Linked DNA regions of Mus musculus: region 1 is linked to region 2. A link is a loop called in an ENCODE intact Hi-C map of the cell type or tissue named here. Cell type or tissue: gastrocnemius. All regions are shown on one strand.

The links. Peaks named below come from ENCODE experiments on the same cell type or tissue, not always from the same donor. Only the 100,000 strongest peaks of a DNase experiment are listed, where the experiment ranks them.
Region 1: a loop joins it to region 2, with 2.9 times the contacts of the local background. A loop is called at or near these places in 16 of 42 quality-filtered maps.

The regions. Positions count from the first base shown.
Region 1 is chr15:51,764,647-51,772,646 of GRCm38, forward strand. Gm41320 (a long non-coding RNA gene) reads right to left here. Exons shown (of 2, transcript XR_875335.1): 2 at 3,226-3,432. Among named protein-coding and RNA genes, the nearest start is that of Gm41320, 6.4 kb to the right of the region's middle. In gastrocnemius, a CTCF peak has its summit at 4,665; DNase peaks (open chromatin) are centred at 1,804 and 3,347.
Region 2 is chr15:51,896,223-51,904,222 of GRCm38, forward strand. All of the region lies in intron 1 of Gm34678 (a long non-coding RNA gene), which reads right to left. Gm48923 (a long non-coding RNA gene) reads left to right here and starts at 875. Exons shown (of 3, transcript XR_003951503.1): 1 at 875-957; 2 at 2,733-2,913; 3 at 3,420-3,573. In gastrocnemius, a CTCF peak has its summit at 3,088 (motif pointing left); a DNase peak (open chromatin) is centred at 3,103.

The sequences.
Region 1 (8,000 bases), 130 kb before region 2:
GCAACAGAAGCACATATAGAGTTTTACAAACACCAAGAGATTAGCAAGCCCACACTTGCTTTCTGTAAATGTGATGCTGTCCAGATAGCGCCAGAGTTCATTGAGAATCGGTGGCTTTCGGAATCATCATGAAACTGACAAGCGTGAGACCAGGATGAGCATCTGTGATGTGGGATTCATCTACCAAAGGGCAAAAGGAAGTGAATCTTGGGGCCCCACTCAGCATGAAAGCATAACATTAAGCATCTCATAGGAATTGGCATCTTGTTTCAAGGTGGTCCTCACAGTCATGACTGTTCACCTGCAGCCCCACTTTGTCCTGATTGACCACTCAGACACCTGCTGCCCACTCATAGACACATACAGGCAGCTGCTCTGTGATTCAGCTGTAATAAGACATTTGGAGGAAGCCATGCAGATTCCCCAGTTATCTCTGCCACATGCTGCCAGGGCACCAACCCCATGCAGCTCTTCATGCCAACATCCAACACCTCTCAGCCTTTGCTCCTTTGTTTCTATTTCCTTCTTTTCTAAGGGCTTTCACTGTACATCCATCATAGCCTTTTTCTCCTAGTGGAGGTCAGAACCTTCTCCTGTGACACTGAGGCTGAACCAGGGTGAGGGCCTGTGTAGGCAAGGCCTTCTGCTGCTCGGGATGCCTGGCCTGAACCCAACAGGGTGACATAGTAGCTGGGTGACCATTGGAAAGTTAGCTGACTTCTCATTGCCTCAACAACTTTTTTTTTCCATTGTGCACAGTGGTGGGGAGACACATGCTGTGGTGTATAAGCAGAGATCAGAGAGCAACCTAAGGGGGCTGATTATTTCCTTCCATCTCATGGACCACATGGATCAAACTGAGGGCATCAGGCTTGCTGCCTTTACCCCATCTCACTTACCCTCGCTACTTCAACATCATCTTTCAAATTCCTCAGCGCTATATGTTGATTAGCAACTCAAGGCATGTAAAAATATTCTGCATCCAATAAAGTACTATCCAGCACTAACTCTTCAGACTGTTGCAAGAAACAAGTATATTACCATGCAAAGGTACTAAGGTCAGTGTCTGCTCTTGGGAAAGCCATGGAAATCGGGGCTGTTGTTTTCATATAGCTCCCAAGTGTGTTAATTTGGTTTTTGTCTTGCCAGTTAGACTTCAATGAAGTCCTTGAAAATTCCCATGTCCTTGCTGTCCTCACCTTCTTGTTCTCCTCTTCTTCCCCTTCCCCCTCCCCCTCCCTCTCCCCTCCCCCTTCCCTTCCCTTCCCCTTCCCTTCCCCCTCCCCCTCCCCCTCCTCCTTCTTCCTCTCTATCTTTCTGTCTCTGTCTCTCTCTCTGTCTCTGTCTGTCGCTGTCTCTCCTCTGTCTTTCTGACTCTCTATGGCATTGGGTGAGTGGGTTACTGTTGCTGGGTATATAAGGCAAATGTTATAAAACATGTGCGAGAAAGCAAGAATAGGAATCACTTAGCAACCTGGGACTTTACTTCATTTGGGCTATGTAAATATCTCTTGGCTGTCCTGTGGCACACAGTCTTGTCCCAGAGAGCAAGCTCATCCACTCTATTTAGCCTTGTTCACAGTCTTGTTTCTCACAGAAGCAACTTTTGCATACCCAATACTAACCACTAGGGATAGAGCAAAAGGGTACAACAGATATGCCCCTGCCTCTGAGGAACACAGACCCAATGCCAAGCTTCTATATCAGAGAGATGCAAATTAAATGACACTGAGATTTCCTCTCACCCAGTCAGTGTGGCAGTCATCAAGCAAACAAATGAAGCCATTGAGAACACTCACTCACGTGGCCTGCTGCCAATCTCAGCTTCACAGTGCAGTCCTCTCTAACCTGCACTAAAGCTCTGCCGTGGGTGAAGTCATCTGCCTGCTTTTAAAAACCAGTAACGACAACAAATGACAGCAAACACGGCAAGGATGTTGAGAAACAATCCTTCGAACACTAGAATGGAACTGATAGAGCCAATATAGAAAACAGTGTGGAGGTTGCTTAAAAACTACTAGAAGCACCACAGAACTCAGGTTTACCACGCCTGGGTACAGACACAAAGGACTCTAAGTCAATTTCCCACCAAGATATAGCCATGTTTATTGCTGCTGTGCCATTCACAACAGCAAGGAATTGGAGCCTGCCTAGACACCCATCCACAGGCTAATGGAGTTCAAAACTGTATGGTGTGTATATATACACATGGATTCTTATGCAGCTATAAAGAAGAATGAAATTATAACATTTGCCAGGATATTGATGGAAATGGTGATCAGTGTGTTAAACAAAATAAACTAGACTCAAAAAGACAAATATCATGTGTCATCTGGCGTGTGAAATCTGGATTTGTGTGTGTGTATGTGAGAGAGAGAGAGAGAGAGAGAGAGAGAGAGAGAGAGAGAGAGAAATAGAAAGAGTATAAAGTAGGAAGGAGACTATAAGAGGAGAGAAAGTCTGAAAAGAAAAAGAAAGAATATAAAGAGAATAGAATATTTGTAAGATGAAAGTCTAAGGAAGGTTTATTTGTGGGGAGAGAAGAAAGGGAAGCCAATGTGGGGACAAGTTAGAATGAACAATATTGATCTAGTTGTATGAAAATACACTGTGAAAACTATTTGTGTGTGTGTGTGTGTGTGTGTGTATGCACTCACGCTAACCAAAATTCAATTTTAAGAAATGTTTGCCTTTCATTTTTAAATCTTGGTTTTCTTTTGTGTTTGTTTAGTTGGTTTTTTAGTTTGGGTTATGGGGGTGTTTGTTTGCTTTTGAGACAGTGTCTACAGACCAGAATGGTCTTCAACTCAAAAACCTGCATACGAATTAGAGGTATACTGTTCCATGCCCAACCCAGCCCTATTTTTTGATTTTTCAATACAGGTAACAAAGTAAAAAAGCTTCAAAACACTTTATGCAATCTAAAACATAGCTTTTTTTTTTTATATATACCTTGATCCATGAAAAGGGTGGGAAGGCAGCATTCCCACGGATATACATTTGCGAGCAGAATATGACTTACTGAGCACCCCGCCATGCCCCAGAATTTCTCTGTGTAGGTTAGCATCAGAAGACTGTAGAGTGTTACTTACTGCAAAGAAAGTTTCTTTGTGTAATCTAGTGTGTTCCAGACGTATTTTTTTCTATAAAAATCCTTTTCTTTCTTGACTATCAGCTAGCTTGTGATACATTATAAATAAGCCCCCCCCACACACACACACATCGTGACGTTTTTAAAATAACAACCATTTACTCGATGCAGGATCCTGTGCCTGGCCGTGATGGTTAGCTCTTCTGTTCTCTGCCCAGCTAGCTGTCAGGCCTGTGGCCACCTGCCAGCTGGGCAAGGATCTGGCTGGTCTAAGATGGCTTCAGTGGTGGCATCTCTGTGGCAGCTGGTCTTGGCCGGCAGCAGGTTGACACATGCAAGAACTGTGAAGACAAAGACTGAGATTGGCAAACAAAACAACTTTTGATGCATTCCAAAGACCAGAAAGTTAGCCTGCAGGCCTGCAGGTCAGCCCAGGAAGAAAACATGCAGTCTAGTCCTTGATTCCAGAAGCACAAAGGCACGTGACAAAGGGCATGTGACAACGGGCATGCTGGGAAGGATGGAGGAGAGCATATCTGAAGACTTGTAAGAGTTCCGCCAACTTCCCCAGTTACCATGACATCTGGGCTCACAAGGACAGCAGAACTGAGCAACACAACCTTTTAAGGTAGTGGCAACTCAGACTTTCTTTGCAACAGCAATGTGCCCTAACCAGTTCCACACACAGACCTCACCACCACATGGTGCAGGACACCTAACCAGACTTGACATAGCCCCAGCTCCAGCTCAGAGCTCTGAAAGTCAGAGAACGTGTTCCTTCCCAGCACATACTTTGCCCAGTCCATAATCCAGACAACAGATGGACAGATTAATTATGAGAAGAGACCACTTTCTAGGCCACCAGTGACCCCAGGGCCATTAATCTACCCAGAGGGAAGTTTCCTGAAAACCAGGTCATTTTGTTGGTTTTGTTTTGTTATGTTATGTTTTGCTTTGCATCACTTTGCTTTGTTTTGCTTTGTTTTGTAGGATACTGTAGGATGCTCTTTGAAGATCTTACTCTCCGACAGGAGAAGGGAGTCAACAGTGAAAACAATTTCCACCCTTGCAGTCAAGGAGTTTGTAATTAGAGAGGCAGAGACCCAAATAAGAAAGCACTGTTACTGGTGAAGGAAGCTTATACTCCTGAAAAGGATGACAAAATATTAAAATGAGTTTGTGAATTCTGAAAATGACCAATAATTGGAATGGACATACCAGGTTTTGTGGTCAGAACCCAACTCTGTAAGCTTAACTAACCCAGTAAATGATAAAAGGTGAATGGCAGGATTCATAGTCACCTTCTCTCTCCACGTTTCTCTCCTCTCTGTCTCTCACTGTCTTCCCTGGAACTGCCCATCCAGTGGCTTCTATTCCTACTGGACAAGCCCACATGGCCCCTACTTTTGCCTGGTAACCATGGCTGCATCTTTAGCCACTGACTTGAGGCATGGCTAGAGCACAAGTGGCCACCAGATCTTCTGCTGGTTTAGCAGCTCTGTAGAGTCTTTATGGCCAGTCCCCTGCATCTGCATTTACTCACCCACCAAACTGTGAGGTTTGAATGCTCTAGAGGGCAGTGGCGAGCCAGGTTCCTGTTTACAAAGACCAAGACACTGAAAGTAGCTCTTCATAGCATCTAACTTCGCATTTCAGGAGACAGAGTTGCATATTTTTTTTCCTCAAAAGGAATATTAGTAGCAAGGGAAGAGACCATGGACTGGGAGAAGTGGCACTCCCTCTTTAGACCTAAAAACTATGGCTCCTAAATTGTATTTAGGCCACAACATGTTCAGGGGTTCACACTCTAAAAACTAATGCCTCATCTCTATCATTGTCCCCTTTGTAAATCCTGAATTCTGACCATTAAAGGCTAAAGAGAGTAGGGAATGAGAAAATGCAGGCCAGAAACATGGCAGCAGCCAACATCTCAATACAGCATTATCAGGTCCAAACAAAGGCATCATAGGATGCTACAGCAGATGCCATCTTGCCACGCACGCACACTCCAGTGAAGTCTATTTGGCAGGCCAAGAGGCCTGGGAGCACTCACGAGGAAAAGAGTTTCAAAAGGAACTCACCTCCTGGGGTTTTGGCATTCTCATAACCTGTATATTCATACTCTATCCCTGTGTTAGTCTGGTGTATGGATCCACGTGCTCTCTTTTAGTATTATCTTATTATAAGTGCCTTTTAAGATTGAATTCTGACATAGCTAAGCCTTCGCCAGTGTTCCAACGTCCTAGGAAGTCCTTGAGCTGACCATGGGCTTGGAATTCAATGTTGCCTATTCAGTGACATTCAGAATTGCCTCTGGCATTACACTATCACTTAGAATAAAAGCCAAGTTGCTCCCATATACAGGAATTTACAATGGTTTAGGAAGTAGATCAGATCAGGCTGTGGTTTTAGGGTAATGCATTATTCATGAGATGGCTAGTTAGAGCAGAACTCCCTAATTAGAACCATGACTTGGGTGTGAAAGCCCTTGCCCTAGGAGAGTAAAGATCTCACACCTGGCTTCTAAGACTATAGCTGACCTTAGATAGGGCTGACTTTGTCTCAGTTGTTTTATTGCCCAGTTCCTGCCAATCTTTGTGTTTACATTCCTCTGTTTAGTGTAAGTCATTAAGCATCCAGTAACCTCATTTGTACCTTGTTGATGTGTCACCTAACTTCCCTATTTTCTTCTGTATAAAAAGTTTGATGCTCAATTTGACAAATTACATTCAGATTCTACACAATCTTGCGTGTTGGTCTGTCTTTCACTTCTCTGATTCCTTGCCCACCTTCGACCAGAGACCTGTTCCACGCAAACAAAGGGACCCAGAGGGTCTGTGGCACCAGCTGATAATTGTCATTCAAAGGGGGAGCCTATCAATCATGTGGCTAATCATATAAGACGGTCAGGGCCTCTTTGATCTTTGCCATTCTGCAACTTCTCTCTCTCTCTCTGCCTCTCTCTCTCTCTCTGTCTCTCTCTGTCTCTCTCTCTCAAGATTTGTTTATTTACTTATTACGTATACAATGTTCTCCCTGCTTGTATGCCTGCAGACCAGAAGAGGGCATCTGATCTCATTATGGATGGTTATGAGCTACCATGTGGTTGCTGGGACCTCAGGACCTCTGAGCCATCTCTCCAGCCTGCTTTTTCTTTTTCTTTTCTTCCTCTTTCTATTCTCTCTCCTCTTCCTTCTTTATCTATCTAGATATCTAGCTATCCATCTATCATCATTTATGTATCTATCATCTATCGGTATAACATCATCTGTGTATCTGTCACTTGTCTGTCTGCCTTTTTGTCTGTCTATCATATATATGCACTATTTAGAAGAGAATCTTCTGATTCTCCTGTGCCTACCTTCTAGTGCTGGGAGCACAGGCATGTGCCACTATGCCGACTTTTATTCAGTGTTGGGCACACAACTCAGGGCTTCCCGAATGCTAGGCAAGTGCTCTACCAACTAAGCTACTTCCCCAGCACACCCTACTCCCTGTCCTCCTTCTCTCTGCTCCTTGCTTCCTTCCGATTTCTGATTCTAATTCCAATTCCATTTTTTTATTCTTTAAATATTCTTGGCATCACTTTCCTGTTTATCGCTGTCTGCAATGCCCCAGGGCTGGGCAGGGCAGCCTCAGACACACTGGTATGTGTGGGAGACAGGGCTCTCCAAGAAGGAACAGGCTTATGTCTAGATGTTCATGTCAGACCAAGGTTGAGTATAACCTAGTAAGAACCACATTTCAGATGCGGAGAGGGACAGAAACAGAACGGGGTGTTTCATCACACAGAACTGAACTCTTAGGTAAGAGTACGACCAAAAGAGCACCACCAGTACATACATTGTTAACATACTCAGGGGTGAGGAAGAAAACAATGACTCCTATCCGTACAGGTGCCTGAAACTCAAAGGAAACAGATATTAGAGCTCAAGGGGTGGGTTCACCATCTGAGGACCTTATGGTGGGATCTTTGATTATCCTGACCCCAGGCTCTAGCTGGGAAGCTTAGGAGAAAGGAACCAGGTTTTAAAGACTCTGGCCCGGTTGTCAAAGCAGCTAATGTTTCTAAGTGTGCATAGAAAGCTGCGATTTCAGAACAAGGTCCAGGAAGATGATCTAAAGCGGTTTCTCCCCTGGCCCCTCACTCACCGCTGCCAATGCACTGTGACCCTTTTGTACAGTGCCCTAGCAAAGCCGCCTACACACTTGCGTAGCGTGAACAAGTCTTTCGGTTATTCTCTAAAACTTTAGTGTGGCATAGTGTGTCTTTGAGACACACTCCCAAAACTAGCTTGATAACCCTTTTTTTTTATATATGCCATCATTTTCTAACACAGTGGAAAGGATTGGAATTGTCCTCAAATCTGAGAGATCCTTAATATAAATGATATGAGAAAGAAAATGTTAATCAATAAGGTTAGTATATTCCACTGTCCAAGGAGCAAGTCCTTTTTTTTTTTTTTTTTTTTTTTTTTTTTTGGATATTTTCTTTATTTACATTTCAAATGGTTTCCCTTTTCCAGGTCTCCCCTTCTGAAATGCTCTATCTCCTTCCCTCTCCCCCTGCCTCTATGAGGGTGCTCCCCCACCCACTCACTCACTCCCCTCTTCCCACCCTGGCATTCCCCTATATTGGGCATAGAACACCCACAGGCCCAAGGACCTCTCCTCCCACTGATGTCCAACAAGGTCATCCTCAGCCACACATGCAGCCAACGCCATGGGTCCCTCCATGTGTATTCTTTGGTTGGTGGTCCAGTCCCTGGGAGCACGGGGGGGGGGGTGGGTCTGGCCTATTGACACTCTTGCTCCCTCCATGGAGCTGCAAACCGCCTCAGCTCCTTCAGTTCAGTCCCTTCTTCAACTCCTCCGTCGGGAACCCTGTGCTCAGTCCAATGGTTGGCTG
Region 2 (8,000 bases):
GGTTCCAGCTCCCAAGTCTGGCCACGTCCCGAATTGATTAGCCTTAGAAATCCACATAAATAAACTGTTCCTGCTCTACTTGTTCTCCATGGTCCTCATCATCTGCGAGACCCCAGATCCAACAGAACAACCCTATATACTTAACATCCATGTTCCCCTACTGTTTACCTGTGAGCACAAAGACCTCCTGCCTCCTATGTGTGCACAGCATAGCACGAGTGTGCAGGTTAAAGGAGAGGACACCTTTCAGATACCACTTGTCTCCTACCATGTGGATCCAGGGGTTCAGCTTAGGTAACCATATTTAGTAGCAAGCATCTTTACCTGTTAACCTATTTTCCTGGCCCTCATTAAGGATCTAAGCACAGAGTCAGAACTAACAAAATTGACATCCACAGTGAAGTATTACTCTATACCTATTACAAAAGCCACACTACAAAGCCAGTTGTTGTAAGGGATGGATAGAGTAGAACTCTAATACATTGACAGCAAAACGCAAAAGCACCGCAAATCATTTAGAATTGCTTACAAAGCTAAGCACTCATTTGTCAATAAGACTGGTAATCCCATTCCTCAAAGATGACCCAAGATAAATACAGAAATATCTTCACACAAAAACCCTGCATTACAGCCACTTCATTTAAGGTCAACTAAGACCCAGGTACAACCTCGGCACTAAACATAGGCAAATGAGTGACCAGTTCTATTGTACCTTTGCCTTGAAAGATGCTTCAGCAACAGAGAGAAATGAATTATTGGTACGTGCAGAAACGTGCATGGACCTCAGAAGAATCTTGCTACAGGGAAGAAGCCCACAGCAGAGGCTACAAAGGGCATGATGTCATCAATGTAACATTCTGAACAGAACAAGACAGTGAAGGAATAGGTCAGTGATTACTGCAGGCTGGGAGCAAGGGAGGAAAATTACTGCAAAAAGGCAAAAAGGAACATGGCCAGGTGATGGAAACAGTCTTTCTCTCAATTATAGCGATGGTTGCAAAATCATAATTGCTGCCAATGCATAGATGGTAGACCAAAACTGAATGAATTATATTATATATAAATTATTCTTTATCTCTCCCCCCTTCCCACCTGCTTCCACCTCTGGAAGTTACACAATTACACAAGTCTGATAAAAATCAGGAGGGAAGAGTGACTGTGGTTTAAAATGATGAGTGCAACTTTAAGAAAATAATGCAGTCAGTTACTCCCAACATCAAAGCTTTATGTACAGCTTGCAATTAAACTTAGCTTCAAAGAATTCATTACTTTTGTATTTTAATGTCTGCAAATGCACAATTTGAAACGGATAGCTCTATTTAGGAAAATGCCTCGCTCTCTCAGAATTATCTGATATTGATTCAGGCAAGTCACCAGTCACAGTCTATTGGACACTGAAGGGCTAAAAGAAGTTGTTTCCATAATGAAAAATGCCATACCCAGGAACCAGGAAAATAATAGGAGAAAATGCCATGCGAATACAAGTTCTGTTCTTATAGACTAGCAGCCTGTCTCAGACTCCAGACAGAGTCCTTTGCTCTCCTTATCATCAAGGCTTACTAATTTCAGGAGAACCGGTGATTTTCCCAAAAGAAGACTGGGGTACTATGGTCCCTAGAACACAGATTCCCTGTGCAGAGACAAGGTCCAGCATAGACTGACGGGGTGAAGGATACAGGAAGAAAGTGACTGGGATGAGACCTCTTCCACGTTTAAACCAACAGGAAACCATTGTGGAAAATACACTGAACTTATTTGAATTTGGATTACATTATATTGGCAACTCTGAGGAGTATGAGTAGGGGGTGGGGGTGGAAGTGCAGATGTTCAGTCTAGGTAGGACAGGTGAGAGATGACCAATCACATCTTGAAATAAGAGGCAGTCACTGTGGTGGCTGGAGAGATGGCTCAGCGGTTAAGAGCACTGACTGCTCTTCCAGAGGTACTGAGTTCAATTCCCAGCAACCACATGGTGGCTCACACCATCTGTAATGGGATCAGGTGCCCTCTTCTCGTGTGTCTGAAGACAGCTATAGTGTCATATACATAAAAGAAATAAATAAATCTTAAAGAAGCAGCAGTCTCTGTGACATGGATATGGTATTGTAACTTCTTTAGGATAAGGTCTGAGGAAGACAATAGAATCTTGGTAAAGGGATGGATCCCCACCTAACCGAGACACTATTGCATATGCCAGCAAGATTTTGCTGAAGGGATCCTGTTATAGCTGTCTCGTATGAAGTTATGCCAGTGCCTGGCAAATACCGAAGTGGATGCTCACAGTCATCTATAGGATGAAACACAGGTTTCCCCAATGGAGAAGCTAGAGAAAGTACCCAAGGAGCTGAAGGGGTCTGTAACCCTATCGGTGGAACAACAATATGAACCAACCAGAACCCCCAGAGCTCGTGTCTCTAGCTGCATATGTAGCAGAAGAAGGCGTAGTTGGCCATCATTGGGAAGAGAGGCCCCTTGGTCTTGCAAACTTTATATGCCTCAGTACAGGGGAATGCCAGGGCCAAGAAGTAGGAGTGGGTGGGTAGGGGAGCAGGATGAAGAGAGGGTATAGGGAACTTTCGGGATAGCATTTGAAATGTATATAAAGAAAATATCTAATGAAAATAAATAAATAAATAAATAAATAAATAAATAGAAATATACAAGAGGGAAAAAAAGAATCTTGGTGAAGGTTCAAGTTTTTTTCCTCTTCTCTTCCTTCCTTCCCTGTCTAGCCTAATCAGCAAGTTCCTGGTTCAGCAAGAGACCCTGTCTCTAAAAGCAAAGTGGAAATTGACTGAGGAAGACATCTGTTGCTGACCTCTGTCCTCCATATGCACGCATACACACATGTATGTGCATTCCCCTACACATATATGAACCCTTGCCTCCCCTCCCCCATAAACGATTAAGAAGGTAGGTATTACCCGAAGGATGAAAGTAACTAGGCATGAAAAATTATACAATTTATTATGTTCAAACTTCTGGGGAAAGGTAGGGTTTGGGATCGGTATAATGATACAGAAGATGAGGCCTCCTTACAGAAAAATTAAGGAACAGTTTAGAATCCCAAAGTACTCTTGCATTTGGCGCCATCTGCTGGCCCATGTCTGCTGTGTCTTACTTGGAATTGGCATCTTTTCTTTTTCCTCTAAGCAAATGCTAAACCAGACCACGACAGTGAAAGGTGCAAAATGCTACGGTCCCAAGGCAACTGGCTCTCACAGTTGTCCTTCTTCTGAGTCCTCTGTCTGATGGGCCTTGTGGGAATCGCCTGGTTAATTAGAGCTCACATTTTCTTGGCTGTCATTGGAGCCAAGGTCATGACGATCTGTCTATCCTCTGCCTCGTCACTGTTTGACATAGGAAAGGGGTCCTGGTTCTTATATTTCAGCTGATCCTTTTCTCCTCATCACCCCCAGGAGATAGGACATGAACGTGGACCTCTTCTAAAGTGGACACAAGACAGGATCCAAGAATCGTAAGCATTAGACTGAAGGTGCCGTGTAAACTCGTTGTTGGTTTCTATAATCACACACAAATCACAAAAATGGTAAAAATGAATAATGTTTGTCATTTATGCCTCTCTGTCTTGAAGAATCCTCTACCTTTAATTCGTAGCAGGTAATGTCCCTGTGTCGCTCTGTGTAACTAGCCTGCGGCCACGTTGAGGGTAATGGCAGACCTTTTCTCATAGAATTTTTTTTTTTAATCATGGTGCTTGGCTCCTCTCAGTTATTCATTATCTGAAGCTAAAGGATCATTTCAATGATGGAGCTATAATTTCAGCAATGAAATCCAATTGAAGAATTAGCCCAGTTATTTGTTGTTTATCACCATGCCTTGTTGGATAGTAACAACATTCATCTCTTTTCTTCCTGGCAATAGGAGTCCTGAGAAAGACCATCACATCAGTGTGGATGAGAGCATGGAATTTACTTTCTGTCGTACTGTTAGCTTCTTAGAGCAAAATTATTTTTTAAAAATTAGTATAATTAATTAATTAATTAATCCTGACATATATTTGGGTTCAGAGCTAAAATTTAGTTTTGTACCATTTTCCCAGTGGTAAGTCCATTAGCCAGGGCCCTCCAGAGCAGCGGTTCTCAACTTGTGGGTGGTGACTCCTATAGTCACATATCAGATATCCTGCAGATCAGATACGTACATTACGACTCCTAAGAGTAACAAAGTTATAGTCACGAAATAGCAACAAAATAATTTTTTGTTTGGGGACTCACCACACTAATGAGGAAGTTTATTAAAGGGTTGAAGCATTAAGAAAGTTGAATATTGCTGTGCAGAAGACCAGAACGGATAGGATACATATATATTACAAAGGGACTTACTAAACTGCCTTAAATTGGGGTTGGTCTGGTGCTGTGTACACATGTGTAAGTTATGAACCCCAAGATCTAGTTGTCCCAGACAAACTAATTCCCACGTAGACCAGTCTTTGTTGTGTAAATCTTGCTCCCCAATTTAAAGTTATTGGTTAAATATATGTGGCTGCTGCCAGTTACTGGGGGAGAGTAGAGGTAAGTGGAGCTTTGGGCTGGAGGTATCAGGTGGATGTAGTAAAAATTATTTAAAATCCTGGCCCTGGGCTTCTTCCCCGCCTTAGACCATTTATGTTCCAGAATGAAACACACACACACACAGCCTTTATTTTTTAAAAAGATTTATTTTATTATTATATCTAAGTACGCTGTAGCTGTCTTCAGACACACCAGAAGGGGGTGTTAGATCTCATCACAGATGGTTGTGAGCCACCATATAGTTGCTGGGATTTGAACTCAGAACCTTTGGAAGAGCAGACAGTGCTCTTAACCACTGATTCATCTCTCCAGCCCCAGCCTTTATATTCTTAAATTATGCCCCAGGCAGCACAATCGCTGGGCAGTTGCCTATCCTCCATGCTGTTAGAATCCACTTTCCTATTGATAACCCCAAGTTACCACTTATTATTTACTATGGTCCATCTGGGCTGCACTTAAACTTCAATTGGGTAGCCTTCTGGGCTATGTTCTCTTGGTCTTTAGTCCATGGAGGCTTCTTCCTTTATCACATGGTGGCTTCCTCCTGCCTCTTCCTCCTCTCGTCTTCTTCTTCCTCCTCCTCTCTCTTGTGGATCTCCAAACACACAAAACCTCAACTCCACCTATGTCTCTTTTGCCCAGCTATTGTCTGTTGCCATCTTTATTCACAAATCAGAATTATCTTGGGGGCAGGGTCCCAGGAATGATGTACAGACTCCGGGTCTTGGGCGCCATCACTTAGCATTAGTATAGACAGTAAAAGACAAAATCTCAACAGGTAGAGACCATGAGGAGAAGAAGGAGGAAGGAGACAATAAGAGGTCTCTATTAAGTGTGATGGACCAGGAACATGTGGCTGAGTGAAATGCCCTCTAAGGGCAGACTGATGGAACTCATAGACATCTACAGTTTAGCAACACAGTATAGTGAAGGCTATGAGCCATTCATCCTCATGCCTAGAGTCTAGGAAGGAGCTACAACCCACTGCTGCTACCCAACAACTGAGAGTGTGGCGTGCTATATATGGCTAGCCTGAAGAAATACTCAAAATTCAAAGTCCAGCTCCTGCTGGGCGCTTATTGTTCTTATATCATTATGAAGATTTTTAAAAAAAAGAATGTCAAAATTTTATAAATGAGGGTCAGGCTACATTTGGAAATTCTTGGACCTTAACACTTCTTAGAGAACTGGACACACTGTAACGACTAACATTACAATATCTCTCACACTCTCAAGTACCTTTTTCTTCATCTGTCCTATTTCTGTTCCTACATGTCATCTCTTTCCCCTGTGTTCTTTATTTAATTATGTTCTTATTACTCTTCTGTCTCCCTATCCCACAAGAGTTGGGTGTCTTTGTATTTTGGTCTTCCCTGTATAGTAACTACTCAATAAAAAATACCTGTTGGCTGGCTGAAGACCAAGGGACAACATCAGCCATTAGCCTGGGTTAGCATGTGCTGACCTACTCAGGGCTGTGTACACTCTGCTCACAGAAGCTGGGGGAAAAGATATTTGCATCTCTTTCTGTTCCTGAACAGTAACATCACATGGCAATTTGGAAAAAGCCACCATGAGGGTATTTCCACCACAATAATGGGAAAACCCTACAAATCAGAGTTTGCTTTCAGGCAAGCTAATTACTGTACAGTTGTTAGCATATCACCATGACGTCCAATGCTGGTTAATATTGATGGTTAACTTGACAAGATCTAAAATCACCCATGGAAACAGCCTCTGGGCATACTTTCAAGGGCTTTTCATGCATGGATTATTTAAAATGGAAAGACCCACCCACAGTGTTGGCAGCACCTTCCGCCCAGGCCCAGATAGAAGGAAGTAGAAGGGAGAAGCTTTCCCTTGTTGCCTGTTTGCCTTCATGTCCTGCTGGTGGGTTCATCTTCCCTGTTGCATGAGCTCATCTACTCAGTTGCAGGCACCACCTCTGATGCTGCTATCTTTTGCCAACATTAGAACCCAGCTCCTTTGGCCCTCCAATGCATATTTACAACCGATGACTCGAAGAAACCCTCCAGTTCAGTGGTTCTCAACCTTCCTAATGCTGCGTCCCTCTAACACAGTTCCTCAAGTTATGGTGACCCCCATACATAAATTATTTTATTCGCTACTTTGTAACTGTAATTTGGCTAGTATTATAAATTTCAATGTAAAGGCCCGTGTTTTCTGATGGTGATGGTCTTAGGGAACCCTGCAAATGGTCATTTGAACAACCCTCTACCCCCAAGGGGTTATGACCACAGGTTGAGAACCATTGCTACAGGTTGTAACTGCTTGTGTTCTCATGTTAATTATGCTATCCAAAAACTTGTTGGTAATGTCCCGCACATAAGACTGAAGGAAGCCTGTCAACAGTTGGTTTTTGACTAGTCAATAGAGTTACTGGAAGCCAATGCCTGAACAGGGCAACAGAGACAAGACTCTTAGGATTCTCCAGAAGGGATGGAGGAAGGAGAAAGAGGGAATTCCACCATGACACGGGGGAAAGAGACAGTCCACGCCAGAAAGGTAGAGAAGGGAGAGATAAGTAGGACCAGGGGAAAAGAGGCCCCAAGAAGACTGCTGAAGGAAGACCCCAGACTCAAATAGTATGCAAAAGCAAAGAGCATTTTATTCTGCAGAAATTAGCCGCATGCAGGGATCCCCTTACCAAAATAGAGATGCCAAGAGAACTTACAGACTTACTTTTAAAGCATGTTAGGGGAATTCCAGGGAGAAGTGGGTGATCTGACTTATCTTGATTGGTTGGCTCTATTTCCAGGGCTATGGACATCTTTGGGATTGGTCAAAGCTTTGGGGGAGTCTTGGGGAATTACCATTCTTGATTAGCTACTCTTGGCTCAGGCTAGGTGGTGTGGCTATTCTTGGGAGATCCTGATTGGCCACCCAAAAGGCATGTTTTCTTTTCCTGGAATTTGATTTGTTTTGGATTTGTCCCAGTATTAGGAAACAGAAATTTAGGACTAGTCCTTAAACTACCAGCTTGGAGCCTGCCATGGAGTCTGCCCGGCTTAGCCCCTGGCCTTCTCAGAAGAGGGTTTTTCAAGGGTGTAACTGAGCAAGACTTCTTGATAAGTAGAGGCAAGATGTTCTACTTAGAGGGAACAGCCGAACAGCTAGTACATAGATTCTGAGGATGGAGACAACAAAGTTTGTTTAATGGACTACAGTGGTCTGATGTGAGAAGTGGGAAGGAGGGGTGCAGGCTTTTGGTACAAGGGAGAACAATCTACCAGGGGATAGAGTAGTGACTCAGGGAAAAGAGGGGGAACATCATGAAATAGTACAGGGACAAGTTTCACATAGAATTAAAATGAGTCACTGCAGGCAGAAATGTCAAGAGACATAGTCTAACTTGACTGCTAAAAGCATCACTTGCTCTTTTATGCCCAGGACAGACTACGGCTGGGATAAAAGTGGATGCCTGCAGGCTGGTTAGAAAGCTAT